6 separate regions of the Mus musculus genome follow, and all the other regions are linked to region 1. Evidence: chromatin loops called from intact Hi-C (ENCODE). Cell type or tissue: left cerebral cortex. All regions are shown on one strand.

Region 1 (5,000 bases):
TAAATTTCATTCCCCATATTAAGGAATTTCAACGAGCATAAACAGAGTCTCAACGTACGGAGATTGTTCAGACTGGATAGAACTCTTCTCCACAACAGAACTGTGTGGCCCTGTTCTTCAACGTCTCCCGGGGCAGAGCATCTTAGCTCTACTCCCCTCAATTTTTGATAGACTTTCTTTTAAATCAAAAAGCAGTCTCTGCACACAGAGTCACATCTGTGTGTGTAAACATTCTGCTGTTACATTTCCAACCCAACGAGCAGGACCCTATAGTTGAGTTGGTTATTTCTGCTAAATTCTAAGTATTGATCAAGGAACTTCATCCTAAACAGGAAAACCATACCCTAGCTCATATACTCCCTTCTCTATCTTGAAGCTCCTTCCTTCACCTCCAGGAAAATAGAAAAAGAAAGAAAGAAAGAAAAGAAAATGAATGTAGTATCAGAGGATTTGGTATATGGAATTAGAAACAAAGGTAACTGAGTTACCTCCAACTCAGTGTTACATTTATTAAAAAAAAAAAAAAGTCATGGTTTTTTGGTTTTTTTTTTTTTCTAAAGCTATTTTTCTTCTTTTTTTTTTTTTCTGCCAGTGACCATATACCCCAGGTGCCAATAAAATAAATTTCAAAACACACAAAAGACTATAACAATTTGAAACACATGAATAAGTACTGCACACAACAGCATGGGTAAACTGCACAGGGATAAAGACTCGTTCAGAAATGCAGCCACTGTATGACTCTTTCACCAAGTTCAAGTACAGGCAAATTGACCCTATGGCAAAACTGATCAGCAGCACAGCTGTTGGCTGCAGGGGGAGAGGAAGGCTGAGGAAGAACTCCCTAGACAACTGAATGCAACTGGAGCGCTAGAGATGGGACAGTGCTTACCTAATGTACTTACCTAACTTCATTTGGCTACCTGCTGCACACAGGAGTGTACCCTTGGGCACACCTCTGCCTAGATTGGAAAAAGCTCCACACATTGTTTCCACCTGCTTTCTACGTCTCAAGTGGAAGTTGAAGAACTATTTAACAGATGAGGTTGTAGCAATTACACGGGACACATTGTTACAAACTTACAAGACTTCCTCCTTATTTAGAACTTGAAAGGAATCATTTTTGGACCAAAGTAACACACAAACAGGCGCTGGAGGAATCTATAAAAATGACAGCAGCTAACATTTATAGAAGTTTTACTATCTGCCGAATGTTTTACTTTCCTTTACTCATTTAATCCCACTGAGGGAAGATATCCTATCCACTTAATCCCCATTTTACAGATAAAGGATCTAAGGCTAGGTCAAGACCATTGCCTAAGCTCACATAAACAATAAGAGGAGTAGCTGAAAAGCAAGTTCCATGTCAACCCCTTAATTCAATTTCTATTACAGTACCATAAAAATAAGATCAACTCCACAGCTTCCAGCAAGGAAAGGAGCAGAATGTGTAACCTAAGTTCAATAACGTAAGCAGCTTACACACTCATTTTCTCTATTCAACGGCACATCCTTGACATTCAAGAATTGAAAGCGCCTACTCATATTCCAACTCATATACAGCAGAACAAAATGTTCTATAATGGTGTTTTGTTTGTCTGTTTTTTAATTATCCCTGGCTATCAAAATATATTATACAGCAACTAAACCGTGAAGGCAAACAGGCGCTGACTTCAGAGTTTAATCTACTTCTTAAAAGGCATGTCCGGGGTGACAGAGGAAAAGAAGTAAACATGTTCTCAAAGGGGGGATTCTTGATATTCTAAACATGTGGTATTGTAAGAACCTGGTACAGGGCTACATGGGAACGGGAAGAAAAGAACAGCACTATCTACACGATTTTAGATAGCAATAAAACATATCTCAGCAGCCATCAAGCATGCCCCCACATTCAAAATGAGCTGAAAACTGTTCACTCTGTGATTCACATTCCCAGAAGATGAGAATCAATTAACGATACTACCCACAAACTCCAAACCAGTCCTCTGTGAAAAGTACACAAAAAAGGAACTGGGCTAGGAAGCTGAAAAAAAGTCGTTCCCAAAGTATATGGAGGGCAGAGCAAGAGGCGGGCAGAAGGAGATACACCAAAGCTTCTCCACAAATCTGCTCCAGAATGGTTCTGGAAATTCTATTTTCATTTACTTGGGGCTGCTGGCAAGTCGGAATGGCTCAAAATACTAGAAAGCCAACAGAATCGTTTTAAATGCTAACAGAAATGAGAGACGAAATGACTTTAAACTCTATAAGAAGAAGAAGCATAACAAGATCATATGGAAACAAAGCTATAAACTAAAATATGCCCATTCAAACAAGCATTTCATTTCTGCACAGGCAATTGACTTGCCATTAAAAGCCTGACTTTGCTCTCAAATTTTAAATTATTACACAATACACCAGCCCTTACAGGCAAAAGCACACTGTAATACCCTTTCACATATTCATCCAAAGAGCAGTCAAAAAAAACTTACCAAGGCTGCAAATATGTATACGCTTGAACTTAGAAGGAGAGCAGAAAGCAGCGCCTCTCTGTGCTTACACTAGGGTTCGCTTCAGTGCTAAAGCACACCACCACAGCCCTGCCTGTAATAAAGTCCCCACTAGCAGTCTGCCTTTGGGTTGGGCTTTTCTCTTACAAGATAAGCTGTTAAGTCATGCCTTGATTTTAGATCTGCTAACATATGGAGCCTTCTAATGCAGCCTGCTCTCCGCCCCCTCTACTCCCCCTCCCATTCACTACTCAGTGCTGCTCCCTCTCCACGCATACACATACACACATACAAAAAAGGCACTGCAGGGCAGAAATTCCTCAGGTGCTCGCTAATGGAATTCCCAGGGTCTAGGAGCCGCTTCGGGGATCAAGAGATCTCACAGCCCCTGCTGGGGTAAGGAGCAGCGAGTCTGTTCCATTTAATCAAATACAGCATGAATTTTCAGCTCTATTCACTAGCTTGTCTCCAGGGCTCTCAAAAGGCACCAGGCAGCTAGAATCACACACATGTGGCTCTTTTAGGCAAGTATAATTAGTTTGATTTTAAAAAGCCACATTAATAATATCACCTCAGGACCATTATTCAAGGGACAGATGACAATGATACTGTATGTTTTAAGCCTGACAATGGAGGGAGAGTGCCCAAACAATGAGAGAAAACTTGAAGGATTTAAAAACAACAACAATAAAAAACCCACAGCTTTTCATTTCAATGTAACCCAGGATTCCAGTATTTAAAAGTGACGTTAAGTATATTCTTGTGCCCAGTCCCTTAATTTTAACAGTAAACAATTACAGCCCTCCCCTCCTGTGCATAGTGGATGCAGGCCACCTACACAACAAAAGTTTGGATACAATATAAAAGTGTAAATAAAAACAATGTAACATTTTCTAATTCAATCTAGGTGAGTAAAAAAAAATCTCTTGAAAAAAGCATCAGTCATAAATAAATAAATAAATAAACAAATAAAATAGCCGGATATTAAAAACAACTCTTTCAAAGAAGTACAGTTAGAGTTCAAATTCCTATTTGAATTGGTTTTTATTAAGTATTAATGTCATTAAGCTAAAGAATGACTATCTGGTAGGTAACTGTACTGTCCTAGCTATAATTCTACATAGTAGAGATGCTGATCACATGATGTTAACTAATAACACACGTTAAAACAAATTTTCTAACTCATTACCCTTTATATTTTTGATTTCACAAAGATATCGTTTAATTCCTGACATCACTTCCCTAGTATTTTACTTAGAAACAGTCATCAAATTTTAGTCTACTTGTTCTCCAAAGAAACCACCCCAAAGAACAAAAATCCTACTGCCATTAAAAAGAAAAACAGAAAGGGGCTGTCTAGAGAGCCACGAGAGTGCACACACAAAGTGGGAAAACAAGAGGGGAGCATAAGAAGCAGCTACTACACTTTACCTGATCCTGTGGAGCACCACCCTATGACACAAGTTTCTATCCCTGGGCACTGCTCTTTATATATGCCCTGAGGATAGGGGAGGTCCTATCTTAAAGTGAACTTAAAGCCTCCCACAAAAAGTCAAGCCACCTGCAAAATCCGCCAGAGGTAAGGGAGATGCAGGAAGCAACCTACACAAGCTAGATTCGTGTATGTCAGATCCTCCGGTTCTTTGTACTTCCTGCTTGAAAGTCAGTACTGTTTAAGTACTTTGCACAGCAGAGGCTGATGGGAACCACAGCAGTCAATCAAAGCATCCCTAGTGAGTTACTACACAAACAATAGCGCAGCACCTCCAGCAATTGATTTTGCTGGGTGATTAAACCATTCAAAGAAAGATTTTCCAAATACTGTATCCGAGTTTTTGCAAGAAAGTTAAACAATATACATTTGTGTGTTTTATAGAAATATAAATGTTTCTCCTTTGCACACTGCCAAACACACACCCAAGGCACGTCTTTACAAAATGAAACAGGTTTTCTCCATCCTTCTCATATAACTAAAAGTATGTGGCAGTTTACTTCAACATGTGCATAACAGAGACTACAGTATTCAGTGCCTCTCTAAGGTGCTATTTCGAGTTTAACACTAATTTGATATTTTTCTGAAGGTTTTCCTTCATCTTATCCTAAAAGTTCAACCATCTATAGCTCACATTTTCATCTAAAAAGAGACTGGAAAGTTAGAGTTATTTAGAAAGTAAGAGAATGTCTAGAATTATATTAAAATTAAGGCACCTCTTCTCCAGCCACCTACCCACCTCCTTGTGACTACAGTCCTTGAGCTCTGCTAAATGTCTACTGGGAATTGGAGGGGTATAGTATCAGTGAGGAATGGGCTCTGAATTAACTCAGCCTCTTTCATCATTCCTGGCATTGGCCTGAGACAAAATCTCACGTTACCTTTTAGTCCAACCTCCTGTTTCCCAAGGTGTCTGGTTTAGGACACAAAGGCTGTCTTTCTGTTAATGAGGTTCCCTAAATTTGACAGCCCAACTGGGGAACAGCCTGCCCTTAAAACACCTGCCACCCTCTGTGGTC
Region 2 (5,000 bases), 140 kb after region 1:
CCTAAATAAATAATTTTAACTACCAAACTTATGGTCTTGGAAATAAAAGAGACCTCAGGGATTTCATTATCCAGAGACACAAATCATAGCCTCTGTCTCATCTTCCTGTTTGATGGACAAGGACCTTGAGGCCAAGAGAGACTGTGGCACAGCCAGCTAGCAGCAGTATGGACATAGAGACATGACTGGCTTGTTGCCATGATAGATATGATGCTCTTTCCTGCTCTGGCCACACACCTCCATGTTTGCTCAGGGCTCTGCATAGCCAGTGACAAGCTGGGATCTGAAAAGATGGGGAAGAAATGACAAGAAACTTGTGTTAGCTCCTACAACACTTGGATCATCAGGACAACACAAGGCTGAGAACAAGGATTCCAAAATGAGTACAAACCTGGTTCTGCTGCATACAGACGTGGCTTTAAGACACCATTTGGCCCCTCTTGGGCTTTGTGTTTCCCCTCAATGAAATAGTATATTCCTTGCACAGCTGTTATTGAGAGCCTTAGGCAAGCTAGTACATTTAGAACGTTCTGAACAGGTAAGGGATGCCAAATACTGAAATCCAATTTCTGCTCATTTTCAGGTCCTGGTGAGTGAGGAAAGCCAGACTCCACTCAGATCACACGCCCTATAAGCTTTCTTCCCTTCTTGGCTTTTCTTCCTAATTCATAGAAGGAGGAGACAAGGGAAATCTGGTTTAAACTAAAAAAGGACCAGGGAGATATTGGAGAGTTGGCTCAGCAGTTAAAAGCATTTTCTGCTCTTCTAGAAGACGCAAGTTAGGTTCCTAGCACCCTGGTCAGGCAGCTTGTAACTGTTAACTAACTCCAGGAGATCTTAAACCTGGCTTCTACGAGCACCCATACTCATGAGACGTATATTTGAACACACACACACAAATTAAGACAGAGAAAGGGTTGGCTCCTAGTGGTAACTCCCACCCCCTACCCCATATCTGTCCTATCTCCTTCCCCACCTCTCTCTCTACCAGTGAGGGTGGAGGTCCTCTCTAGTTGGTGATTCCCTTGCAACTGCTGGTGTGCGATCAGGCCTAGTAGGTGCCTGTTAGAAGCAGAGGTAAAGGATTGCAGTGTCCAAGACAGCACCCCCTCCATACACGGCGATGCTCCACTTCCCAGGGGAAACTGTCTTCTCTGGTTCTAAGACTTGGGTATTTCCTGCATAAAATGCTCACTGTGAACCACTTATGCCCACTGTAACAGGCAGGTGGGTCTGGCTACCATGCACGACCACGCACTGGTGTTAGAACCAGGAATCCCACAATGCTGCCTAGTGCAATCCCGAGGCGGGGGTGGAGGAATCTGGTCACAGAGAATCAAGAGATGAAAGGGGTGATGAAGACAGACTGGCGTCTTCCACAGAAGCCCCCCTCACCTCCTGCTCCCTCCCTGACCTTGTGGCTCACATCAAAGCGCGGACCTCTTCCCACAGTCTGAACTGTCCAGGTCATCACTCCTGGCTCCTTGATGCCGCTGATGGACAGGTGGTAATAGCTCCCAGAGTGCTGAAAGGGGCGCAGACTTCAGGTCAGAGTCAGCCTCTGCTTGGCTCTGTGCTGGGGGAAGCTGCTGTCCAACTCCTGGGTTTCCGGTGCATTCTCTGGGTGCCCTGGGGCCATCTGACCAGCTGCAGAAGAGAAAGCACCCGTAGCACTGAACCCAGGGGTCAAAGGTCTGCAGAGGCAGAAGTTGGGAGGTGCAAAGACCTGAAGAGCTGAGGATCCGTAAGTTCCTGTCAGACTGGCATTTAGAGCAACAAAGATCCTGTGGAGAGAAGCACAGGAGGCAGGCCTGCCTGGAGGGCCTTCCTCACCCAGCAAGCAATGCAAAAGGAGGGAGTGGGCCTCTTTTCCTATTCACTTCCTCACCCAAAACCCATCCTTAGATCAGGACCTTCCAAACTCATCACCTTTATTTTCTCTTGGCTATTTACTAGATGACAAACTAATAATTTGTCTGTATAATATTAATGAGTCAAGATCATACTTACCTACCAACTAGTACATGTGACTGAGGGACAAGGCAAGTTGTTAGACCCTGAGCCCTAGTTAACTAGCCAAGAGCTAGAGACCAGACCGGGATCTCTGGCTTAAGCTGTTGTAGCCCTGCGGTGAGCACACATTCCTGCCAGGCCTCTTGTTAGTTGAGACCAGCTGGATCAAACTCTCCATTTTTCATATCATGAACCTCTTATCGCTGAGTCTGAATCGAATTCTATTTCACATCCTCCCCAGCAACCCAAAGCATGGCCTCTCCCTACGAATTTCACCCCTTCACCGTGGAACAGAAAAGTCAGGCTCAAGCTAGCCAAGAAAACAATAACAGAGGAACAAGAGTCACAGCACTGGAGTGGCCAAAGTCAAGTTCATCAAGAGGGCAAGAAAGACAAAGAATGATTTGTGGAGGATATTTGGTATTTGGTTAAAACCTATTCCCACTTTTGGGGAAGTGGAAATAAGAAATAGGCAAAATATGGGGCACTACTGCCATCTGGTGGCAGTATCAGACAATTCACTTCACTTACACTGTCATCATAAAATGAAATCTTGCCCCATGACGTTGTTTATAATTCAATCCACTGTAACCTTCAAACAAAACGAAAGAAAATTTTGTCACAACAACACCACGAGGTAATAAGATTCTCCCCACAAGTGGCTTTAGGACGATCAGCTGCCTGGCTAGACTCCCTCTTTACCCCATACATGGAAATGAGCTCAAAAGGTCTGGGAGACTTACAAGTGCTGATGGTAGACAGTCTCAAAGCTTTAAGGACAAGTATCTATGGTTTGTGTTAGTTAGTAGTTGCTGAGAAAAAGAAGAGTTGACAAAATAAACTCATCCACACAGGAACACCTTCATATTACAAGGTGTGGTGGTTTGAAGATGCTTGGCCCAGGGAGTGGCAGCCACTATTAGGCATGGCCTTGTTGGAGGAAGTGTAGGGGTGGGCTTTGAGACCCTCATCCTTGCTGCTTGGAAGACAATCTGATGCTTTCTAGGAGTGGTGGATCTGAAGGAGAAGGGAGGTGGGATGGAGGGACTGGGAGGAGAAGAGGAAGGGGAAACTATGGCTGAGATGTTATATATGAGAGAAGAGTAAGAAAAAAGGATATGAGAGTGGAAAGACAGAACTGTTGGGAGTGAGAAGTAAATAAAAGAAGGGGATGCTGGGAGAACATGATCAAAATATCTTACATTCATGTATGAAATGAATAAATTTAAAATATTGTAAAATAAAAGAAAGGATGAAGCTTCCTGTCCCGGCCGCCATCGGAGAGCAGCAGCCATGGCTCTGTGCTACCCCATGGCCGTGGGCCTCAACAAGGGCCACAAGGTGACAAAAAATGTCAGTAAGCCGAGACACAGCCGGCGACGTGGGCGCCCCACCATACACACCAAGTTCGTGCAGGACATGATCCGGGAGGTGTGCGGCTTCGCGCCCTACAAGCGGCGAGCCATGGAGTTGCTCAAAGTGTCCAAGGACAAGCGCGCACTCAAGTTCATCAAGAAGAGAGTGGGCACGCACATCCGCGCCAAGAGAAAGCGGGAGGAGCTGAGCAACGTGCTGGCAGCCATGAGGAAGTTGGCGGCCAAGAAGAATTGATGAGCCCTCCCCCAATAAAAGATGGTTCCTACAAAAAAAAAAAAAAAAAAAAGATGAAAAGGGGGAAAGCAGGGCTGAAGAGATGGCTCGGTGATTAAGAGTACTGATTGTTGTTCCAGAGGTCCTGAGTTCAATTCCCAGAAACCATAGGGTGGCTCACTACCATCTATAATCATTGCTGGTGAGAATATATATTAGTGCATTCAGAGTGGAAATCAAATCAACATGGATGTTCCTCAAAAAAAAAAAAAAAAATAGGGTGCTGGAAAGATACCCAAGGGTTAAGAGCATTAGCTGTCCTTCTACATGACCTAGGTTCAATTCCAGTCTGCATGTGAGAGACCAAATCGTTTGGGTTCAGACTCCATCTTAGAAAACCTAACCTAAGGTTGAACGTGAGTTATTAACCAACTGGCACCTAGCACCAGTTTCCAGGTTACCAGATTCCAACCCCACCCCCACCCCCTTCCACAAGACCTGTGCCTAGTACCAGTTTCCAAGTTATTCCCCAACAAATCTGTTTCTCCAGATTAAAAGCCTGCCCCTAACAAACACCTCACTTCTTAGCAACCACCAAACAGGAAGAAAACAGAAGTTAAGTTTATGATTTGGTTCCCAGTACCAGCCAATTATGTTAAAGGTTATAATGGCTCCCCAGTCAGATAGTCCCTTCTTGCTTCTATCATGCTTGCCTAAAACTAGGCTCAGGGCTCCACCTTCCTACTGTGCAAGGGATGCCTGGGAGCCCAAGCTCCAGCTTGAATAAGGAGACGCTAATGCAACTGCATTGGATTCAGCTCCTTGGTGATCTTTCGGGGGTTCACAAATGTTTCCTGGCATACATAACACATGATGTGAGAGAGCTATAGCGGAGCTTCAAGAGCATCATGCCCATGGCAGAGACACATGGGGATCTAGAGCTCAGAGAAACCAAGGAAAAAGACCAACTGTCATCAGCACACAGGAGGAGGGTGCCAAGCTCACCTGGATCTGCAGGTGAAAGTGGAGCTCAGCAGGGTGTCTGCCCAGAACCCTTCTAAAAGCCTGGATGTCAATCAAATGAGAAGGCATAGAAGGAGCTCTTGAAGCCCTGAGCAGGAGACCCAGTTATCAGATGTAAAGACACATGTAGTTTGAAGGCTGAAAATGGATTTGTGGGCTTAGGTAGAACATTCCCAGGCTGAAAAAAATCCCACATACCCAAGAGGCAAGTTACTGCTCTCAGAGTGGGCTTCGGGTGAGCCACCTGCCCCTCCAGACTCTGCAGTACTTCTCAGAGGCACAGATACATATCTCATAGAAGGCTAACAACAAAGCTGTACTTGGGCAGCTTTTTGGCATTTCCCATCACAAGTTCTCATTTTTAAATTATGTGC
Region 3 (5,000 bases), 110 kb after region 1:
GCTCCCTGGGAGTGTTCCAAAATCTTAGCTGTTAGACCTTCCCTCAAATGCTGGACAAGCAACTCTAAACCCAAGTTTCAGAAGGACTTGTGTGCTATAGTCAGCTCAGAGATGCTAATCCACAGCATCGCAAGCAGGAGGGAGTCTCAGGCAGGCCAGAGCCTAGGGTGCTCAGCACAACCAGAGGTCATCCTGTGGAGGCTGCTAGGAGGGAGAGCAGTTTGGGAGACACTCCTATGGCTGGGAGCCCAGAGGCAAGAGCTGAGCCAGGAGCTTCCAAGGGAGTCTGGCATTGGTATTTACGAGTCTCTTGTTCCCATTAAAAAAGAAGGGCTTTAGGCTTCAAGTGTTCTGGAGAGGATCATTGTATAGCAAAACACGGTGCATAGGGAGGCTTCCTTGAGAGGCACTGTCCTTTTCCCTCTGGCTGGATGCATGCTAGCCAACTCCTATGCTCCTGATTTAGGAGAAAGGATGCACAGAAAAGAAGAAAGATGTATGAAAGAGAAAGGGCCACATTGCCTTGAGATTGCAGCCAAGAAGTAACCTCATGTCATTGAAGAGTGGTAGTCAAAACCAGGAGTGCCATGGGTCTTGTGCTATCTGACTAGGGATTGATAAAGTCACTAGGTAGGACCTTAATGTCCTTTCAGAGACTTGAATATCTCTTTTGTTCCAGCCCATCATAACCCAAATTAGGCTAGCAGTGTCTCTTCTGTATGCCCTATACTATCATTTAGGTCTTCCATTAACATATTACACTAATCTCAATTCCTGGCACCAGATTGTTAGACAGAAGGGGATAAGGGAGTGCTGAGCTCTATGTGGTATCCAGTCCTGTTCAGACTGGTGCTGTGGCTGATGAGGGTGATGATGGTGATGCCACTGCTCCTGATGCTGAGTAGGGGGATAGTGACAACGATGATGGATGCTGTTGAGGATGGTAGTGATTTTTCTTGTATTTGTTAGAGATATCCTTCACTACACATCCCACTTGGGAACAGACACATGATAACTGGGACTGCAAAAGAAGAGAGAAAAAATGTAAATGATCCACTCCACCAGGAGACAAGCTGTTAGTGGAGGGAGAAGAACAATGTCAAAGGAGAATCTAGAGTAGCCTAAAAATGGAACAAACATTGCTGGGACCATTTGTGGAAACAGGAAAAGGAGAGAGGGAGAGAGAGCAGTTAGAGGAGAGGTCTTAACAGGTCCCTCACTGTGGTTCTACTGAATAAGATGCAATTCCACTAGGGCAAGATTTTTGGAGCCCATTCTCAATGCAATTAAAATGCCTTGGAGATGATGGAAATGTACCTTCTAATCAAGATGTCCAACCAACTACAGAGTATTTGCATGACTCTTTTTTCCTATGGCAAGAGAAAAAGGAATTGTAGGAAGAGGGGTCTGGTTCCCCGCCCTCTGCTTGACAGTCACATCTTTGCACATTGCTCTTGTTTGTGTCCTGTTGCTGTGACAAATGCTTACCAAAAGCACCTTGGAAAGGGACAGGGTTACTTGGCTTTCACTTCCAGATCCAAATCCACCATTGAGGCAAGCCAAGGTAGAAACTTGAGGGAGGAACTTGAAGCAGAGATCGTGAAGGAATGCTGCTTGCTAGCTGGCTTGCTTTTAGCTTCTGCTCAGCCAGCTTTCTTATACAGCCCAGAACCCACTCTCCAGAAATGGTGCCATCCACCATTTCCCACATCAATCAAGGCAGTTCCACACAGACTTGTCTGCAGGCCGTTCTGATCTGAGCAGCTCCTTGGTTGAAGCTCTTTCTTCCCAGGTGACTCTTGGGTATGTTGAGCTGACAGTAAAGACTAATGCATACACATTCCATCTGCCTGGAAGACTCTCCCTACTCTTGATCTATCTGTTACCTGATTCTCACTTCCTACTGAGTTTGGTGGTCCTCGTCTATGTTCATTGGGTTCTTGAGTGAGTTAGCAAATGTGAGATCCTTAGATGGAACCTGGGACATAAGGATGCAGTGAATGTCCGTTGCTGTTATACCATACTGCTGTATATCCTTCCACTTTTGAACCTTGACATGACTTACATCTGTTGGCAGGCATGTGGTAGTCTATTGCACTCACCTGACTGTGAGATCTTGGTTAGCAAAGTATTCATTGAACACGTTTGTATACTTATAGCATGGGATATAGTAAGCAGTGGAGTACGGGGGCAGTTCAGAGCCTGGCATATGCTAAGTTGAAAAGTTGAATGAATATATACATGAAAAATGAATGCCTATGCACTGTTGAGATGTAGTATGAAGAAAACATGTGCCCTCCACCAGCAGTGGTCATGTTCGATCGGACATGTGTTCCTTCACCCCTTACCACGGCCCCAGGCTCTCAGCCAGAAGCCCGTGGTCCACTCTCTTTGGAAGGAGTTCATTTTGCTTTGTTCCAAGGCAGCCAACATCAACAGCAATGTGGAGATGGAAAACAGACCAGGACCAATGAAAGTTGTTTCTTCTCCAGCTGAGGCTCCAACCCGTTTTCAATCTGCTAATGAGACCCAGCTAGGAGTAATCAGGAAGTGTCTAAAATTAGCTGTTTTAATTTGAGAGGGAAAGGACTGACTCAGAACGGGGCAGAGGCTCCAGTGGCGAGCAGGGCCCTGGGAACCTCCAGAAAAAAAAATACAGAGAATCATCTGGTTCTCCAGTGCCCAAGAGAACACCCAGGATGAGCCAGGGTCCCTAGGCCCAGCACCTGGTCTCAAATTTTAAAATTTCATGGTCTATTTGCCCAAGAGAATCCATTGTGCTTCATGTTGGAGAACAGAGTCTGTCTGCTGCCACCTGCAAACCATTAACCAGGGTTGATCATGAGAGTCCTTTCTCCTCCCCAACTTACCACTTTCCAACCTCATTATTTTGGTTCTTATTTTCCACCCCCCACCCCAAGAAACTAAGCATCTCATAAGTGATGCTTACACGTCCTCTTAAATGCTTCAAACATGGCCCTTCTGGTCCATAGGAATCCCTATGTGCTTTGAACATCTAAGGGAAACTCATTATCTTACTATCCATGTATCAATCTCACTACGTTAACTGAACGGAGTTATGAGTTAGATCATGAGGCTGGGCTCAGGGATTCACCCTGAGAAAAAGGACCCTTCTTTTGTGGTTTTATTTAAGGTGCTCAATCTATTGTCAGAGAGACAAACATGGACACCAACAAGTGCAAAGTCATGGAATAAGTGCTCTCTGAGAGGCAATGTATTTCCCAGACCAAAGAGAAGGCCGTCCTTGAACTTGGGATCCATGTGCCTCCGAATCCCTTGTGCTGAATAATACACATGTCCACAGATCCATCACTGCCTTTCCTTCCCACTTTCCTACATTCATAGATGAGCAAGCTGTGGTCAAAGAATGTGTCTTTTAGTTCTTCTTGGCTGCAGACTTCACACCCTGGAAGTCCAGTACATGTTTTCATTGGTGAATGCATAAGAATATGAGGATCTTGTATTACGGAAAGTGATGAATTCTTTTATTCCTTGAAGAATCCACAAAAACAGATCGGATATTAAAAATAGGTTGAAGAGTAAAGGAATTAGAGTAATGCCTTCTGAACCTTCTGAACCAACTAGGTTTCCTTTAAAATGCTTCAAGCAAGGCTGGGGAACAGAGCTAAGTTGCTAAAGTGCTTACACAGAATGCACAAAGCTCTGGGTTCAATACCCAACAATAAACCACATAAGCCAATACTGGGAGATAAAGGAAGAATAATCAGAAATTCAAGATCATCCTGGGCTACATAGTGAATTTAAGGCCAGCCTGGTCTCAAACATAAACAAATAAATAAATAACAAAAAGAATAGAAAAAAGTTATCATTGACTACCTAAAAAGTCAAAACTAGTCATGGCTGCATGAGACCCTATCTCAAAAGCAACAAATAAATAAATGCTTTAAGCATTAACAAAATCTTTCCTACATCCATAACAATTTAGATATGGTTGTTCATAAGAACAAGAGATTAGAGAAAACTTCCAAGAGCCTTGGTGTAAGAAGGCAGTGTCCAGATGCTGTGAGAGGGAGCCATGGACTTAAGAAGTGGTACCCTAAGACCTGGGTCCTTGGCTTGGCTTTCACAGCTTTCCTCAGCCAGTCCCCTGTTCCCAACTCCCTCCAGCCATATCCCCACCACACTGGCATATCTCAGTTGCTACCATTCAGAACTTTCCACCATTACCTAGACTCAACAGGATCTCCACGTGTGTGTTTTAGATACCCATCTTCCTTCATCTGAGAGCTTCTGCCCATCCTTTAAGTCCCAATTCACTTCAGGAAAGTATCTCAACATTTCCAAATAGATCCAGGCACTCAGGCCCCTTGGCAACTCTGGGTTTCATTTCTATCAGTGTGGTGACACTAGTAAAGGTGTGTTGCAAACATACTAATTAAGCTGTTTGAGCAATTAGAAGAAAAGTCACCGGGATTTTAATATCCTGGAAAATCTTCAGGGCCTGGCTCCAAAACCTTGAGCTAAATAATCTCTTTTCTTTGTAAAGTGTTCAGCATCAGGTATCCTACTATAGCAATCAAAAATGAAATACAACGTGCACTATGACTTCTTCTCTTCTTTGAACCTTCTCAGGCACCTGTCCTTTCCTCTGTGCAGATTTTCTCCCTTTCTCCCTGCCTAGGCAACTTCTCCTTCTGTGTCTCCTCCTCATCCAGTCAGGGTAGGTTAAAAAAGCAGGGGAGTAAAGAGCCCGTATTCTGATTTTAACCAAATGGCTGGTACCTGTTGCATAGGTGACTCTGAGCCTATTAACTCCTCTGAAGTGGAGTTTTGTTGGGTAAGGTTGCTGCTTAGGGTTCAGCTTCAGAGGTGACTGTGGGTCCCTGGTACCTGTTACTGTGTTCAGCACTATGAGGTGCTCAGTGCACATTCTGTTGAAAGAGAACAAATGTCTTAGCAGACCCCCACCTGGAATTCCCTCTAGACTTCTGGTATCTGAGGTACTGGAACTAACCCTG
Region 4 (5,000 bases), 99 kb before region 1:
CAATGTTTTCTATGGTATCTCCTGCACCTGAGATTCTCTCGTCTATCTCTTGTATTCTGTTGCTGATGCTTGCATCTATGATTCCTGACCTCTTTCCTAGAATTCCTATCTCCAGTGTTTTCTCCCTTTGTGATTTCTTTATTATTTCTATTTCCATTTTTAGATCCTGGATGGTTTTGTTCAATTCCTTTACCTGTTTTGTTGTCTTTTCCTATAATTCTTTAAGGGATTTTTGTGTTTCCCCTTTAAGGGCTTCTAGCTGTTTACCTGTGTTTTCCTGTAATTCTTTAAGGGAACTAGTTATGTCCTTCTTAAAGTCCTCTATTATCATCATGAGATGTGATTTCAAATCAGAGTCTTGCTTTTCCAGTGTCTTGGGGTGTCCAGGGCTTGTTGTGGTGGGAGAACTGGGTTCTAGTGATGCCAACTAGCCTTGATTTCTGTTGCTTATATCCTTGCACTTGCCTCTCACCATCTGGTTATCTTTGGTGTTAGCTAGTCTTGCTGTCTCTGACTGTGCCTTGTCTCTCCTGTAAGCCTGTGTGTCAGCACTCCTGGGAGACCAACTCTCTCTGGGTGGAATTTGGGTATAGAGAGCTGTGGCACAGGGTCAGCTCCAGGTGTAGATGGAAACTGGAAGGATTCTGTCCCAGGCTGCTCCTCAGTTCCTGTGTCCTGAGGGCTCCAGACAGGTCCCTCAGAGAAGAAGTGGTGGTCTCACCTGTGCTCTCAGGTATGTCAGCATTCCTGGGAAATCAGCTCTCTCCTGGTAGGATTTGGGTATGGAGAGCTTGGCACAGGGTCAGTTCCGGGACTCTTCATCTTTTGCCCTTTTAAATGCCAGGTAATGTTTTTTTTTTCTTATGGATGGGTAAGGACTACATTTTGTATTATAGATGTGAACCCTTTATTCATGATATATATTAAAATATCTTCTATGCTCTATTTATATCTGCTATCTTCCCTTTGTTCTATAGAGTCCAGATTTTCTATTTTGTTAAAATCTCAGAATCTAGATTGTATAGTAGATTGTATAGTCTCCTAGCATTGTTTTCTCACAAAATGTTTTAAATATTACATTTAAATCTTGCATCTCTTTAAAATAGGAGGTAGAAAGCTCAACTACTTTTTAAACGCAGACATAGTTAGTAATATTGTAGTTTTATTATAGTTAGTATAGTTTAGTCCTCTAATCTTCACATGCCATGGTGCAGGCTCATGCACACACACACAAACACACACACACACACACACACACACACACACACACACACACGATATATTTGGGTGTGGCTCAGCTGTTAAGTAAGGGCGCTTCTTGCTCTTCCATAGGAGCCAGGTTCAGTTCCTAGCACCTATAATAGGCAGTTCACAATTCTCTATATCTCCAGTTCTAGGGGAAGCTGACACTTCTAACCTTTGAGGGTGCCTGCATTCATGTGTGGCACATGTACATACATGCATGCACCATGAGCACACACATACACACTAACACAATTTAAAATGAAAAAAAAATCTTTGAATAAGTAAATGTAAAACCAGTTTGAATTCTTCCCAGCTGTCAGAACCTGAGACTTTCAATAATCATTCCAAAGAAGTCAGATTCAGGCCATAGAGGTGGGACCTGGGGGTGGGGGCCCATACTCTCCATACCTCCTCATGTGATTCTTCGGGAACCAAAACCTGATGAAAAGTATTGCTTTTTCTATAAGCAACAAGGTTGGGAGTTCCAACTTTCTGGCCCTTGGCAAATAGTAGGCTCTTGTTTCCCAGCCCCGAGCTTATAGTCTCTACATTCAGCTTTGTAACACTTTATAACCCTTTTAACAGGCTTCAACCCTGTAGACCTATTTCTGCTTTACCAGCTACTCCTTTTTTGGCTTCAGCCACTAGAGGGCGTGTGCAGGCTGGAGTGGATGGCTAGACAAGCATTGGTGCTCCCAGCGAGTAGCACCCAAATGGTGCCTCCTTCCTCCCAGCAGTGGTTGGCCGTCCTACATCAGGTGCCTTCCACATTTGTAACATCATCGTGGACCCCACTATCCACATCCACCCCTATACTCCCGCCCAAGAGACTCCAGGTCTGGGTACACAAGCCCTTCCTTCTCACTCCAGGACCCCACCACCAACTGAGTATGTCCCCTCTTCAGAGGCCCCTTTCTTGAGAACTTCCCGGCTTTCTCCAGCCCCGAGAGCAGAAGGTGACCTTGCAGGTGTAGCCTCCCCATATTTTAGCCTTCTCTGGTTACCCTCCCCTTACCTAATTAACCTTGGGCTTTGTCATCAATTCTTTATGCTAAATGTTCTTTTTCAGCTAGTGCCTGGTTTCTGTCTCCCGACAGGATCCAATTGGCACAAATAATGAGGAACTGAGGTTTTTCTGGAGCTGGAGGCTGCTTCTCTTGGCTGCCCTGCACACAGCTCGCCTCCCGCCTCCATTCCCAGAATTATTTGGCTGCTAGTTGCCAAGGAGACGGCTGACAATTCCCAGTTGCCAAGTCTCCCCCCTGAAGCCTATGGAGAAATTCAGGGAACTCCCTACTCCTTCCTGAGCCTTTGCCAGAAAACTTGGAACACCGGGCCAGGTTGGGGTGGAGGGCTTTGAAAGGAGGAGAGGGAAGCCAGCCAGTGCTGAAAGATGAAGAGAGAAGCTGGAGGTTTCTGTGGACTCTGGATTTCTCCACAGATCCCAGGTGCCTGGCCTACAGTCAAAGGTTGAGGGCTTGTCTTGATAGATGCCCCCTCTGGTTTGCACACAGAGATACTGTTTGGATTTAATTCAGGTGTAACCTGTGTGTTCTAGACAGGCCTTTTAACAGAAAATAACTGTCCCCATACTGTCACCTCAGGCCTAAGAGAAGTCCCTTCTTGCTTTTATCTAGGAAAAATCCAGGGAATAACTTGGCAGCTGAAGGCTGGCAAAGGAAACTTAGACATTTTGTTGGCACCAAGCAGCACCTAACAGCCAGTGAGACCTAATGTCACAGCTCATGATCTGTTTGATAGTAACAAGAGCAATGCCAATCACAACAACAGTGACTCTTACTCTACAAACTCAAGTGTGCAGAAATACACATTTCATTAGTTCATTAAAATCAGAGTTGTTCCCAGGGGCTTCCTCTCCCTTCCAATGTCCACCAGAATCTAGGAGGTTTGTTTCTTCAAAAGTTACATGTTGCTGGGGCAACGTTAATTAGGGAGTGGACTTCTAAAAAGCAGAAGTCCTTCCCTGGGAGTGGGATTGGTGTCCTTGGTGAAAAGAGCTTATTCCTTTTGGCCCATCTGTCACATTAGGACATGGTGCTTGTCCCCTCCAGAACAGAAGCATCAAGGCACAGTCTTAGAAACAGAGAGCAGACCTAGCCAGTCATCCTGGCCTTCCAATGCCTTGATCTTTTATTTGTTTGGTTTTTTTATTTTCTTTGTTTGTTTTGGTGTTTGGTTTTCCAGGAAAGGATTTCTCTGTGTAGCCCTGGGTGTCCTTGGAACTCACTCTGTAGACCAGGGTGACTTCAGACTCAGAGATCTGCCTGTCTCTCCCTCCAAGTACTGTGATTAAAGTGTGAGCTACCACCACCCAGCCAGCACCTTAGTCTTAAACATTCCAGCCCCAGACTACTTCTTCTAAATCACCATTTTTGCTCTTCTGTGCCAGTAAACTAAGAAATTTGGGAGGCACAACAAAAGTGGGGGGGGGTCTCTAATTCTATCCCACCTCCCCAATCTCCATCCAGGCTGCTGACATTTTCCTCCCTGCCTAGGGTGAGACCTATGCATCAAGGGTAGCATTCACTTCTCAGCCCCTGGGCTACACCTGCCTTAGGGTTATCCGATCCTGGTGCCTCCTGACTTCTGAGGAAGAAAATCTCATCTCTGCTCTAACCACCCCGACAGGCCTTGCTCCTTACTCTCCCCCATCACACCTCACACAGCTATTCCACAAATTCAGACTTTCAATGTAGTAATGTAGAACTGTGGCAGTGTAGAACTGGACAGAAGGCTGAAGTATAATTGACTTTATATTAGGTATATAAAATACATTATTATATTTGATCAATGAATACTTTAATATTTGTTTTCAAATAGGAGCACAATACATATTCATGAAGTATTACATCACATAATGAAAATAACAGTAATTTTCTGAATCTAATAAGTGATTACACAGGAAAAATGAATAAAGTGTGTGTGTGTGTGTGTGTGTGTGTGTATGTGTGTGTGTGTGTTTTACTGAGAACAGAACCTAAAACCTTGCATAATCTAAACATACTCTGCACTGAGTTACCCACCAGCCTTGTAATCACCTTTTTAACCTTACCTCTTTTTAACTTACATGTGTAAAAATACATATTTCTTTATTTTTAATGTAAGTTAAAAACAGAAAGGAAAAACTTTACATAAATCGGCCCAGGAAATGCCTGCTGTGAAGAGGCCCCTGGAATGGCGAAGCAGGTTATTAATTTCCAGACACTTCTGGCACCAGAAACAAGACCTTCTTTCCCACAGCCCCAGCAGGTGTGCTAGCTCCTGTCACACCCTCAATAACTCTGTTCTTTCCTCTTGTGACCTGCTCATCTCTCCTTCCCCGCCACTCCATCTAGGGCCTCCTTCATTTCCTCTCCAGTCTCCGAGGCACAGTTTACAAAGTGTCTGATCAGTGACCCTAGCTGGTCCTCTGTCCCTCTTTCTCCTTCTCTCCGTTTTGAGCACAGCAAGGGTATGCTGACTGTGCAGCCTCTGACCCATGTCTTCTCCGGCTCTTCAGCTCGTCTCCTGCTGGTGTCCCCAGGGGCCCAAGTTAGCCTCCAAAAGGTGCACATGGAAAAGCTATCAACTTCCAGAAGCATCTACTTCCTGCTCCAGCCATCCCTGTCCTCCACACTCTGCCTCTAAAGCCCTGATACTGCAGAGTCCCGTTCCAAAATGCTTACGACAGGCAAGAGAGCTGGGTTAAAGCACACAGCACAAAAGGCTGAGTCTGCAGTTGTCTCTAAGAGGTG
Region 5 (5,000 bases), 54 kb before region 1:
CCTCCCATCCACAAGCATCTCCATTAGAGCCAAAGAACTAGTTAGGTTTCAGAGAACCAGTAACAGTGGGTTAAGCTTCTGACTTGTTTTTAGGAGAAAACAGTTACAATCTACACCTTCTTAGGTTTATATTTTATTGTTGTGTCCAATCTTTCCAACAGCAAACACTATAGGTTGGTAAAGAGAAGGAGTGTTTATATTTGATGAGTGAGGCAGCTATGTGCACTGTTGGGTCTAAGCCCCATCAGTGAGTGTACACCCTCTGCAGAGCATCCCCCTCAGAGCTGCACAGCAGAGTAAGCTTTACACACCGGTGTCCCTGCCACTCCACTTAACAAGATAAAGATACTCCACAGAAAAACACTGTCAAGCTGAGAACATTTGTAGTTATCTAAATGTGGCAAAGAATTAGAAGATCAGACAGCGTATGAAATATAAGTGTTCTTACTGTAGTCTTTATAATGGACTCATTAAAGGGGGGGGGGGCGCTAAATTTTGGTCAACACACACATAAGTATCCAAATCTTTTAAGAAAATTTTAGGTACATATTTAAAAGAAGTATTTTGTTCCTGGTTTTGGAAGAATAAACCAATAGCTCCAACTGCCACAGAAAGAATTTCGAAATGAAAATAAGCAATACGCAAATTACACAGCACAGCGGATCCCACTTAAACATCTAACTGCTCAGTGTGCTACATTTATAAACAAGCTTGCTGAGAACTAAGAGAGACTCCCATCCATGAGCACCGCTATACATGATGTGCTGTTAAATGCTCTTCCCAGACTCACATTCCTATCACGGAGGTTTGGAAAAGTTCAGATTCCTCTAAAGAGCAGTTTAGAAACCGTTAATGCACAGGGATTCCTAGAAGGTAAAGAAGGAAGGCGAGGGTGAAGGAGAGACACAGACAGCTGCTCGTGTCACCTAACATCTGCTCTGCTTAGAACCATCTTATGCCAAATGTTTAACCAATGTCAAAAGTTTTAAAAATAAAAATCTGATATCCCCATTCTTCTAAATCATCTGAACTAAAACAAAGACTTGGACAGAACAAAATGCAGAAGTCATAATTATCTTTCTGCTTTTTCGAACAGCCTTTTGATTGACAGAAAATATGCAAACTGAAGAGACACACACTCTAAGTACACTGCACTGAATGTTCACAAAGCAAACCTCCAAGGCCCTGATGTCTAGACCACCAAGAGAACACCGCTGCACCCCACTGTCCTCATTTTTCCTTCTCTCCCCCAAGATGGCTACCACCTTGACTTCTGAGAGCACAGAACAAGTTTGCCACTGAAAGCTACAGAAAAAGAGAAAGAACCATTCTTTCATTCAAAACAGAGTCATGTCTATAACGTTTTTATTATGTTACAAAAGTAACTCCATTGAATATGTACTAAAAGAAATCCTACCTGGGCTGGAAAGATCGATCAACAATGAGGAAAACTTGATCATTTTTTTAGAGGACCTGGTTTGGTTCCAGCACCTACATGGCAGCTTACAACTAACTATCCACACTTCAGTGCCAGGGGATCTGATGCCCTCCTCTGACCTTTGTAGGTACAAGGCATACATGTGATTCACATGTGGTCAAAATACTCATAAATATAAAAAATAAAGTCCCCAAAATGCTGTAATATTTGATATGAGATAGCATAATTAAATTGATTTTTAAAAACTACTTAATGGCAGGAAGTCATAAGGCAAATCCTAGGCCCAACGCAATTTTCTGACAAGATTTGCTACAATATGTATTTATACACATGTATAAATATGTATACACAGGGATGTATGTATATACAGGATAGAACTCAGGGCCTGGCACATACGAAGCACATGATCATCCAACCAAGACATTTACTATCTCAAAAGGTCAGACTTCTGGACTAACAACAGAGCTTGGAAGAAGTTTTCCTCTAATACCAAGAATCCCAATCTAAAATAGTACCAAGAATGAAGCATCCGGCTTATACTCGAGGCTTCCAGACCCAAGGAACCTTTTACACTGTGAGGGAACCTAGACTTTTATATAAGAAAATTCTCCTCCTTATAACCATCACTTCCTCATAACCATCTGTCTGGACTGAAGCAGCTTCCCTCCCACACAGAAGTCTGCCAGTTTGAACCCCGCTCTCATGTTGCTTCCTATTTCCAACCCATCCGCAGACACTCTATTGCTTTTTTGGGCTCCATTCACACTTCCGTCAACTCATCCAATACTGATTGCCTCACCATTGAAGGAGCTGGGAATCCAGTAGAGGGAACAAAGATCCCACGCCTAAAGTAAGTTCACATTTAGTAAGAAAAATATATAATTTCAAATACTCATATATCTAGACTTCGATCAAACGCTGTGAAATAAGCACAAAGGGTTTAATTTGGGTTAGAACTTCAGGGAAGATCTGGTCTGAGAACAAGCACACAAAGTTCCAACAGAGGAGTGTGAGAATACCTATGCAAAGCATTAGGAAAGGGGAAAGGTGGGCAGCAGGAACTATCCTGCATCGAGGACCCGAGGCTGGGGTCAACATCCCCTGTGAAAAGACATGGCTGCGGGAGAGACGTGGGCCAGTGGTCACAGAGGCTACCAGGCCACAGGCAGCGTTCGAGATTGTACTGGAAATGCAGCCAAGGAGCAGTGTTGCCACCCTTCACACCTGGGCTGCTGCTTGTTTCCTCTACAAAACACTCCAACTCCTCGACATTTCTAAAGGTGGGTAGCATGCTTGATATGCGATCGTCCGAGTATAGCGGTCTACAAACTGAGCAAGACTTTTTCTTTTTTTTTAATTTAGTAAGAAGTTCCAAAGGATTTATACATTCAGATCACTGGTCATTAAAAAAGTAAAAAACAAAGTCAAAATCTTTTTCAGATGAACTACTGACAAATTATCTTCTTCCATACTTTTATTATAACTATTTCTGCAACAAAATCAGGGCACTGTCGCAGGAGAGGGGAGACTGGGAAATTTGGATTACATGGAAACAAATCCATCAGCATGTACCAGCTCATGTGTAACCCAGTCTTAGCCCGTGAAGATGGGTTTGTGATGTTTAGCCTACCTCCCCATCTTACCAAAACACTCACCTTCCACAACGTCTCTCTTGTAGTCACTGTCATTGTCACTGTCTGTTGGCCGGTAGTAGATATAGAATCCTTGAATGGGAGTATTATTGTTACTTGATGGAACATACTAGAAAACAGAAGCGAAGACTTGTCAGAAGCAAAAATAAAAGTGATGTCCTAATTTCCCTATCTGTATGGCAACGTTTTTCTTGCTTTGTTTTGCAGTATATGCAGTGACCATTTTTTAAACCTGATTCAGAGATATTCAAAGGTATATGAGCAATTAGCTTACTACAAAACTGAATAAAAATAAAATGGTACACACTTCATTAGCTTCAAAAAAATGCACACTGGTTCAAAGAGAATAAAGCATAAAATGTTAATTAGCACCATTTGGATGAGAGCAGAAGAAACTGTGGTGCCATTTTTAACCCTGTCTCTTAGTTTATGTGCTGCAGACAAACCTCACTGCTTGTCCATTTCTCTGCAATTAAATGTTCAACAGCTTCAAGCATCACACCATAAGAACACTACGCTGCTGACATGAAATCTCACCAAGAAGGTGTTCGCTCACATACCGTCCATTTCAGCATGATCTGAGTGTCGCTAACAGCCTCTGTGTATGCGATGTGAGGTCCAGTTATTGGGCGATTGGAAAAACGATTTGGGAAGCCGGCCACCTGGTAAGGACGGGATGCTGAGCTCCGAAAACTCTCACCGTAATGGTTGATAGCAATGACCCTAAATTTGTATATTGAACCTTGGGGGATGGGGCAAAAACAAAACACATATAATTTTAAAAAAAATTGTAACAAGGCTATGATGCATCTAAAGAATAAATTAAAATCCTAAACCAAGTTTCTTTATCACCCAAATACAAAGCTGGAAAGCTTTCAGTTCAGAAAATGTTACTTGGTTCCACCCATATCTAAAACTGCTGCCTTCTCCCAGCTAAGTTAGACACAGACATCTACAACACTTGTGCATATTCAAGATTCCAAAGGCAAAAATGGCCATGAGCCCAATCAAAAAGTGTAAGCTTATTTATACATTTTTCTCTCTTACAAATAATATTTTTAATAGACTCAGGAATTGGGATTGGAAAAGCAATTTAAAATCCAGAAATGGAGACTGGTTAAGGGGTGGAAATGTAGCTCAGAGGTAGAGTGCATGCTTAGCATGGACAGGGCCTTGGCTTCTATTTCCACCAGTGAAATAACGGCGCACGCCTTTAATCCCTGCACTCGGGAGGCAGAGGCAGGCAGATTTCTGAGTTCAAGGCCAGCCTGGTCTACAGAGTGAGTTCCAGGAAAACCAGGCCTATACAGAGAAACCCTGTCTCAAAAAACCAAAAATAAAATAAAATAAAATAAAAAAGAATAGTTAAGCAAAGTATGATACACTTACAAAGTTAGACATAAAATGAGGCATATGAAATTGTATTTATGACAAGATGCCAAGGTATATAAAGACACTGAGGGAAAAAAGGCTGGAAAGAAATATAACAAAATATATACTGTGCATGAATGGGTAGAGTTGATATAACTTTTTTTTCATATTTTATCTTCAAAATAATAAATTGTTATCATAACAAACAACAACAAGAGCAACAACAACAAAGCATTATTACCTGGCTCTAAACTACGAACTTCCACAGAGAGTTTGGAAGGAGGAATGTCTTCAGCCGCTACCAGCCAATCACTAGTTCTCATCCGTTTATATTCCACCTTGAAGGCGGTGATGGGAGAGCCACCATTTGCTCGGGGAATCCAGGTGACATAGACTGAGGTCTCCGACGCCATAGAGATAGTAGGTCGATCTGGTGCCTCTGGGACTGAAAATTGGAACACTTATTTTTCCGTCACCATGATGTCAGAGACAGGAATAACCTAAAATCCTCTGAGGGGTAGGTAATTCCAGACCTGGTG
Region 6 (5,000 bases), 160 kb after region 1:
TGGCGGGTTCTAAATAGCTCCTGGACTTGATGTGCCATGTCCTTCTCCCAAGCCAAAACCATTACACCTGTGGTTTCTTTGTCCAGACGGTGGCACAGATGCAAAGGTTCTGCCTTGTGGCCATGAAGCATCTTTGCCAAGATGGGCAGTACATCACTGATGCAGAGCTGGACTCCTGGGCCACCTACGGAGGAAAGAGCCAGAGGCTGGAGAACTCTTCTTGAGAGAACAATCTCTCAGTCTTGAGATAATAATCACCTTTCAATCTTGACAGAACAAACAATTGTCTCCATTTTCTACAGTTGTGCTATGAACAATATGGTGAGGATTACTAATATTAATAGGCCCAGAGATCTTAGCTATAAAATGAAATGCAGGCCAACCATTTCCAGACTATAAACTCAGAACTTGTATTTTAACAAGCACCCCAAGGGCTCTCAAGTAATAAGTCTGGGAAACACTGTGACTTTCTCTTCAGAGTCTGTGGGCCTGAGAGGCTTCACTGAAGCATTCCCTAGAAGAGAGGCTAAGAAGATGAGCTCTAGCTGAGTGATGGCGGTGCATGCCTTTGATCCTAGCACTCCTAAGGCAGAGGCAGTGAGATCTTTATGAGCTCAAAGCCTACAGAGTTAGTTACAGGACAGACAGGGCTATACAAAGCCCCTTCTCAAAACAAAACAAACAAACAAAAAAGATGATGGGCTAAGATCAGACATCCCTGGATTTTACTATTTGTATTCACCATCTGACCTTTCCAGCTTTGTTATCTATAAAATATAAATACCCGAAACAAATTATCCTCAACAACTAGAAACTTAAGCAGAGAATAAATAGTAAGGCAAGAACTCGTTACGAAACCTAGAGGAACTGCCACCAAAGGAGTGATTTATTCCAACTAAAATATTTTTTTTTTTGCTAAAATATTTACTTTCCTCCTGCAGACCTTTGACAAATGTTTTTTTTTTTTTTTTTTTTTTTTCCCTTTCAATTCTGACTCACTTCAGCCGTCCCCCATCAGAACACTCAGCAGCATCAGGACATCTATTAAGTTCCAGTCCCTCTGGGGTTACTGTGTACCGCAACCGTGTGTATTATTTCCTCTTCCCAGCCTTGTCTCTCTACCTCTCTCATTTTGAAATGAAGTTTTGCTGCTGCTGAGACTGATCTGAACATGAACACCGGATCCTCCCCTAGACCTGGGGCGGCAGTCGCACACTGGCTCCCAACTCCTTTTTCGTTGTTGTTTTGTTTTAACCACTTTGATGGAAAATAACAGTTAGCAAGTAACTTTTTGTATTTCTCCGCATCGATTCTTGTGGGTGGCTGTACACAGCCCACAGTGCAGAACTGAGCTTCTGTATCTCTCTGCAATAATTCCTGTGGGAGGCTGCATACAGCTCACTGTCAGGTATCTGCAAGTGGGGACTAGACACTGGTTTGTTACCAGTAGTCACATACATGGGATAATAAGGTTTAATTAACTTGAATTCAAGAGTGTCTCATGAATAAAGCTTCAGGGGTGACCCTAGATGGAAGAGGAAGCAGCAGCAGGTTTCTCTCCTTAGCCCACATGGCTCTTACCATGGACAGGGAGACCATAGGGTTTATTAATGACCACGAGGTCGTTGTCCTGGTGGAGAATCCTTCGGCTCAGTTCCTTAGCAAGCACATTGGGGTGAACTCGCTGCAGCTGCTGTGTGAATCGCACTAGTTCCTGCACTCTCCGCTGAACGGGGTTTGTAGGCACCTAAGGAAAGAGAAAGGTGGAAAAAGCTTAATGAAGGAGTGAAGCGCTGGGAATGGCCTTAAGTGCGATTTAGGTGGAAATCCGTGGAATGACTGTACTGTATAATTTGACTCATGTTTCCTTTGGGACCATACATAGCCATCTGTCTTATCTGCATACCCACGCGGTGGGTCTGGCAGTAGCAAAAGTGCGGTATTCCGACTACCACACAGAATATTCTCAACATTGATGTACTTGCTGTTACAGGACCTGCCTACCACACCCCACACCTAAGAAAGCCGTGAGAGCATCGCTTCTCGGAAGTTGAGTCTCTCTAGACTCACCCGCACTTCCTTTGCCTTTTGCTCTTGTTTCTGGGCTCGGAGCTTCTCTGCCAATCTCTGAGCATTCAGGGGCCTAGAGGAAGTAGCGCTGGAACAAAACGACCAGGAGCCGGGAGTGAACAATCTCCCGGGACGCGAACTCATACTCAAAAGCTGGACACCAGGCGTACGCAAGCAGGGCGCGGCCATCTTGGCGAGGGCGGGGCCGGACAGCGCGGAGAGGAGGAAGGGGGGGGGGGTGGGCCCTGCTGATCACGTGGGCAGGTAGCCTACGGGTCACGTGGGGCGGTGCGCGCTCAGTGCGGCTGCGCCGGCCGGTAGCTGCAGCTGGAGCGGTGGCGTTTGGAGCAGACGCGGTGAGTGTGTGGGGAAGCCAGGCGAGGGCTGGGAAATGCCGGTGCCCCAACGGTTTTCGCATGGCCCGGATCTCCATTCTTGGAGAGCACTGCCCTGGCAAGCGTGTCTCGCTTCGGGGCACGACTCCACGCAGAAACACTTCCCCGCCCCCGCGTCCTTAGAAGTGAAGCTGGCTGCTCCTCAGTCTTTACCGGCACCTGTCTGGTCCCTCTTAGCAACCAGGTCCTCGGCGGGTCCTCAGAGGGACGTGTGGTGTTCTTTCTCGTTTTCTTGCCGCTCGTCCTCCGGAGATCCCCAGATCTCTCATATTCCAACCTCCCGCTTTGCGACTGCCAACCCCTTTGTTTCGCGTTGTTTGTAGCCAGTCCTCCCGAAGATGACGGTTCTTTTCCTTCATCCAGGACCCCCGCCCCATACGTCCTACCTCGAGAGCGCTACGGGTTTATACTGACCTTTCTCTAGAGTTCGTTTCTTGGGGTCTCCTCTTTCTTCCCTTATCTACTCTTCCCAAGGAAAGTAAAGAGCTTTTCCCCCTTTGCCTCCTTTAGTCTTTCCTTCCATAGCTTGAAACCGTCGAACCCTCTCTCTCTCTCTCTCCCTTTCCTACAAGAGACTCCCGAACTGCAAACGACGACTCTCCTATCGCCAAAGGGCAGCTGGGAATATGAACAGCTGTTTTGGAATGGTAATCTCGAAAACACCTTGGGATGCGCATGCCGTTTGCTGGGGAAGCTGATGCTGAAGGGATGTCGTGAGAACTAGTGACTCTTCCCTCAAGATAGCCAGATTGCATTTCAGTTAGAGAATGAATAGTTGAATTAGGCTTGGGTGTTTCTCCCTCCAAAATGAATTAGCAGAAGGAAACCACATGTGAAACAGTTGAACAGGTGAATAGCCTCAGAAGACTAGAAGTTGAAGAATTTAAACTTCATGTGATAGTTGGATCTTTGAAACTTCTTGAGAAATCCCTTGCAAGTGGTATTGTAGAGAGGAATGTGGCAATACAAAGCAGGACAGATCAAAAAGGAAAGTATATCCGGGAAACCAACTAGGCTGCTGTAATGTAGATGATCATTAATGAAGCCCCGTCCCATTCCGCGGTCTTTTCCCCCCTGCTAAGTACTGTCCTTGAAATGTGAATTACCAGCTATACAGTCAAGGTGTGATGTGAATTACTGGAGGACTTCTTTCATCCCCAAACCTGTTAATATAGTAAGCTCACAAATATTTTATGTGGCTGCAGTGATTCTGAGTTAGGTTGGGTTGTTGTTTGCTTTCTGTCTGTCTGTCTGTCTGTCTGTCTTAAAGGTCTCACATTGTAGACCAGACTAGCCTCCAATTCATGGACCTTTTTCTCTGCTTCCCTAGTGCTAGAATAAAAGACTACACCCCCACACACCCAGTCTGTTTATGAACATTTTGAACAGTTATATTTCTGTCAGTTTTTTTTTTTTTTTTGACGTGAAGAACGAAGGTAGAGAATGGTGGGAAGACTTGTCTGTATTTCTGTAATAAGATAAGTGATCTGGATGTAGTTCCATGGGAACAGTTTGGGAAACACTGTTTCTTCTATTAGTGGCTTTGTCCCCTCTCACCAATAAATTCACAAGTAGAACACCTATATAAAATTTGAGAAATTCCACTCTAAAAGAATTATCCTTTCTGATAAGCTCCAGTTCCATGTTCTAATGTCTCTGAACTGCTGAGGATCACGTGTTAGTCACATGAAAGCCCCTTTTCCCAAGACATGAACATCAGGATTTAAAATCACATCATTACATTAATTACACTCCTATATTAGGTATGGAACCTTTATGGTTTGGAAGAATTTCGAGAAAAATATTTATACTTTTACCTTTTTTGCACTGTTCAAGAATTAACATTTGTTTTTACAGAATTGGCCTTCTTTGGCAGGAAAGAAAGAAAAACAAAATGAAACAAAACAACTCAGATGTCATTGTTAGCAACACAAAGCTGTGATCTTAGTTGTAGGCACACTCTATAATGCCTGAAAATAAAGACAACAGTCACTGGGAGGAAAAGGCTTAGTCCGAGATTTTCTAGGAAGAATTTAAAGATTTCAGGTTTGCTGTTTATCTCTTCATTTGATTACAAAAGTTACGGATTCCTTAGTGCTTCTCCCATGAATCATGGCATTTCACAGTTTAAAGTCGAGTTAGGGCCTAGTGTGGCAGGACATGCCTTTAGTCCCAGCCCTCAGGGACAGAGGCAGGGGGATCTTCATGAGTTAAGCCTGTTCTACATAGCAAATTCCAGGATAGCCAGGACTACATAGAGAGACTGTGTCAAAACAAAACAGTTCATGCACCCACTTCCTTCTTTCCTTCAAACCCGTATTCTTTTCCTCTTCCTCATTTGAGAAATTCCAACCAGAGCTATTTGGGGCATTGTCTACTTCCTGACCAATTTCATCTTGTCTTTTTGATTAGAAACACCTCTTGTCCAAACTTTTTTTTTTTTCTTCAGCCCAAGGAAGGAAACATTGTTACTGGGCCATCACTTTTACAGATCTAGTCAAACACAGCTTATTTACATAACTACATAAAGAACCT

The links. Hi-C counts contacts between places; a loop is a spot of excess contacts. Peaks named below come from ENCODE experiments on the same cell type or tissue, not always from the same donor. Only the 100,000 strongest peaks of a DNase experiment are listed, where the experiment ranks them.
Region 2: a loop joins it to region 1, with 2.7 times the contacts of the local background. A loop is called at or near these places in 15 of 42 quality-filtered maps.
Region 3: a loop joins it to region 1, with 2.0 times the contacts of the local background. A loop is called at or near these places in 2 of 42 quality-filtered maps.
Region 4: a loop joins it to region 1, with 5 times the contacts of the local background. A loop is called at or near these places in 16 of 42 quality-filtered maps.
Region 5: it touches region 1 in a loop (7-fold over the local background); 7 of 42 quality-filtered maps call a loop at or near these places.
Region 6: a loop joins it to region 1, with 2.8 times the contacts of the local background. A loop is called at or near these places in 2 of 42 quality-filtered maps.

The regions. Positions count from the first base shown.
Region 1 is chr9:35,422,537-35,427,536 of GRCm38, reverse strand. It overlaps a transcript of Cdon not described here. Among named protein-coding and RNA genes, the nearest start is that of Cdon, 27 kb to the left of the region's middle. In left cerebral cortex, a CTCF peak has its summit at 2,567; DNase peaks (open chromatin) are centred at 2,027 and 2,653; H3K4me3 peaks cover 2,029 bases.
Region 2 is chr9:35,280,142-35,285,141 of GRCm38, reverse strand. 4933422A05Rik (RIKEN cDNA 4933422A05 gene) reads right to left here and starts at 4,037. Exons shown (of 5, transcript NR_040715.1): 1 at 3,936-4,037; 2 at 2,545-2,605; 3 at 1,427-1,784; 4 at 392-661; 5 at 1-283. It also overlaps the pseudogene Gm5614. In left cerebral cortex, a CTCF peak has its summit at 2,515 (motif pointing left); a DNase peak (open chromatin) is centred at 2,512.
Region 3 is chr9:35,307,957-35,312,956 of GRCm38, reverse strand. No RefSeq gene overlaps it. Among named protein-coding and RNA genes, the nearest start is that of Gm33838, 2.7 kb to the right of the region's middle. In left cerebral cortex, no CTCF peak of the experiment used is centred here; a DNase peak (open chromatin) is centred at 2,516.
Region 4 is chr9:35,521,235-35,526,234 of GRCm38, reverse strand. No RefSeq gene overlaps it. Among named protein-coding and RNA genes, the nearest start is that of Gm1113, 5.5 kb to the right of the region's middle. In left cerebral cortex, CTCF peaks have their summits at 1,686 and 1,890 (motif pointing right); DNase peaks (open chromatin) are centred at 1,909 and 2,444; H3K27ac peaks cover 368 bases.
Region 5 is chr9:35,476,783-35,481,782 of GRCm38, reverse strand. It overlaps Cdon (cell adhesion molecule-related/down-regulated by oncogenes), which reads right to left. Exons shown (of 19, transcript NM_021339.2): 11 at 4,703-4,906; 12 at 3,651-3,832; 13 at 3,094-3,199. Among named protein-coding and RNA genes, the nearest start is that of Cdon, 27 kb to the right of the region's middle. In left cerebral cortex, no CTCF peak of the experiment used is centred here; a DNase peak (open chromatin) is centred at 2,148.
Region 6 is chr9:35,265,149-35,270,148 of GRCm38, reverse strand. It overlaps Fam118b (family with sequence similarity 118, member B), which reads left to right and starts at 2,344. Exons shown (of 8, transcript NM_194257.2): 1 at 2,344-2,426. It overlaps Rpusd4 (RNA pseudouridylate synthase domain containing 4), which reads right to left and starts at 2,268. Exons shown (of 7, transcript NM_028040.2): 1 at 2,071-2,268; 2 at 1,582-1,747; 3 at 1-184. The coding sequence starts at 2,259. In left cerebral cortex, no CTCF peak of the experiment used is centred here; DNase peaks (open chromatin) are centred at 1,844, 2,375 and 3,081; H3K4me3 peaks cover 2,236 bases; H3K27ac peaks cover 1,498 bases.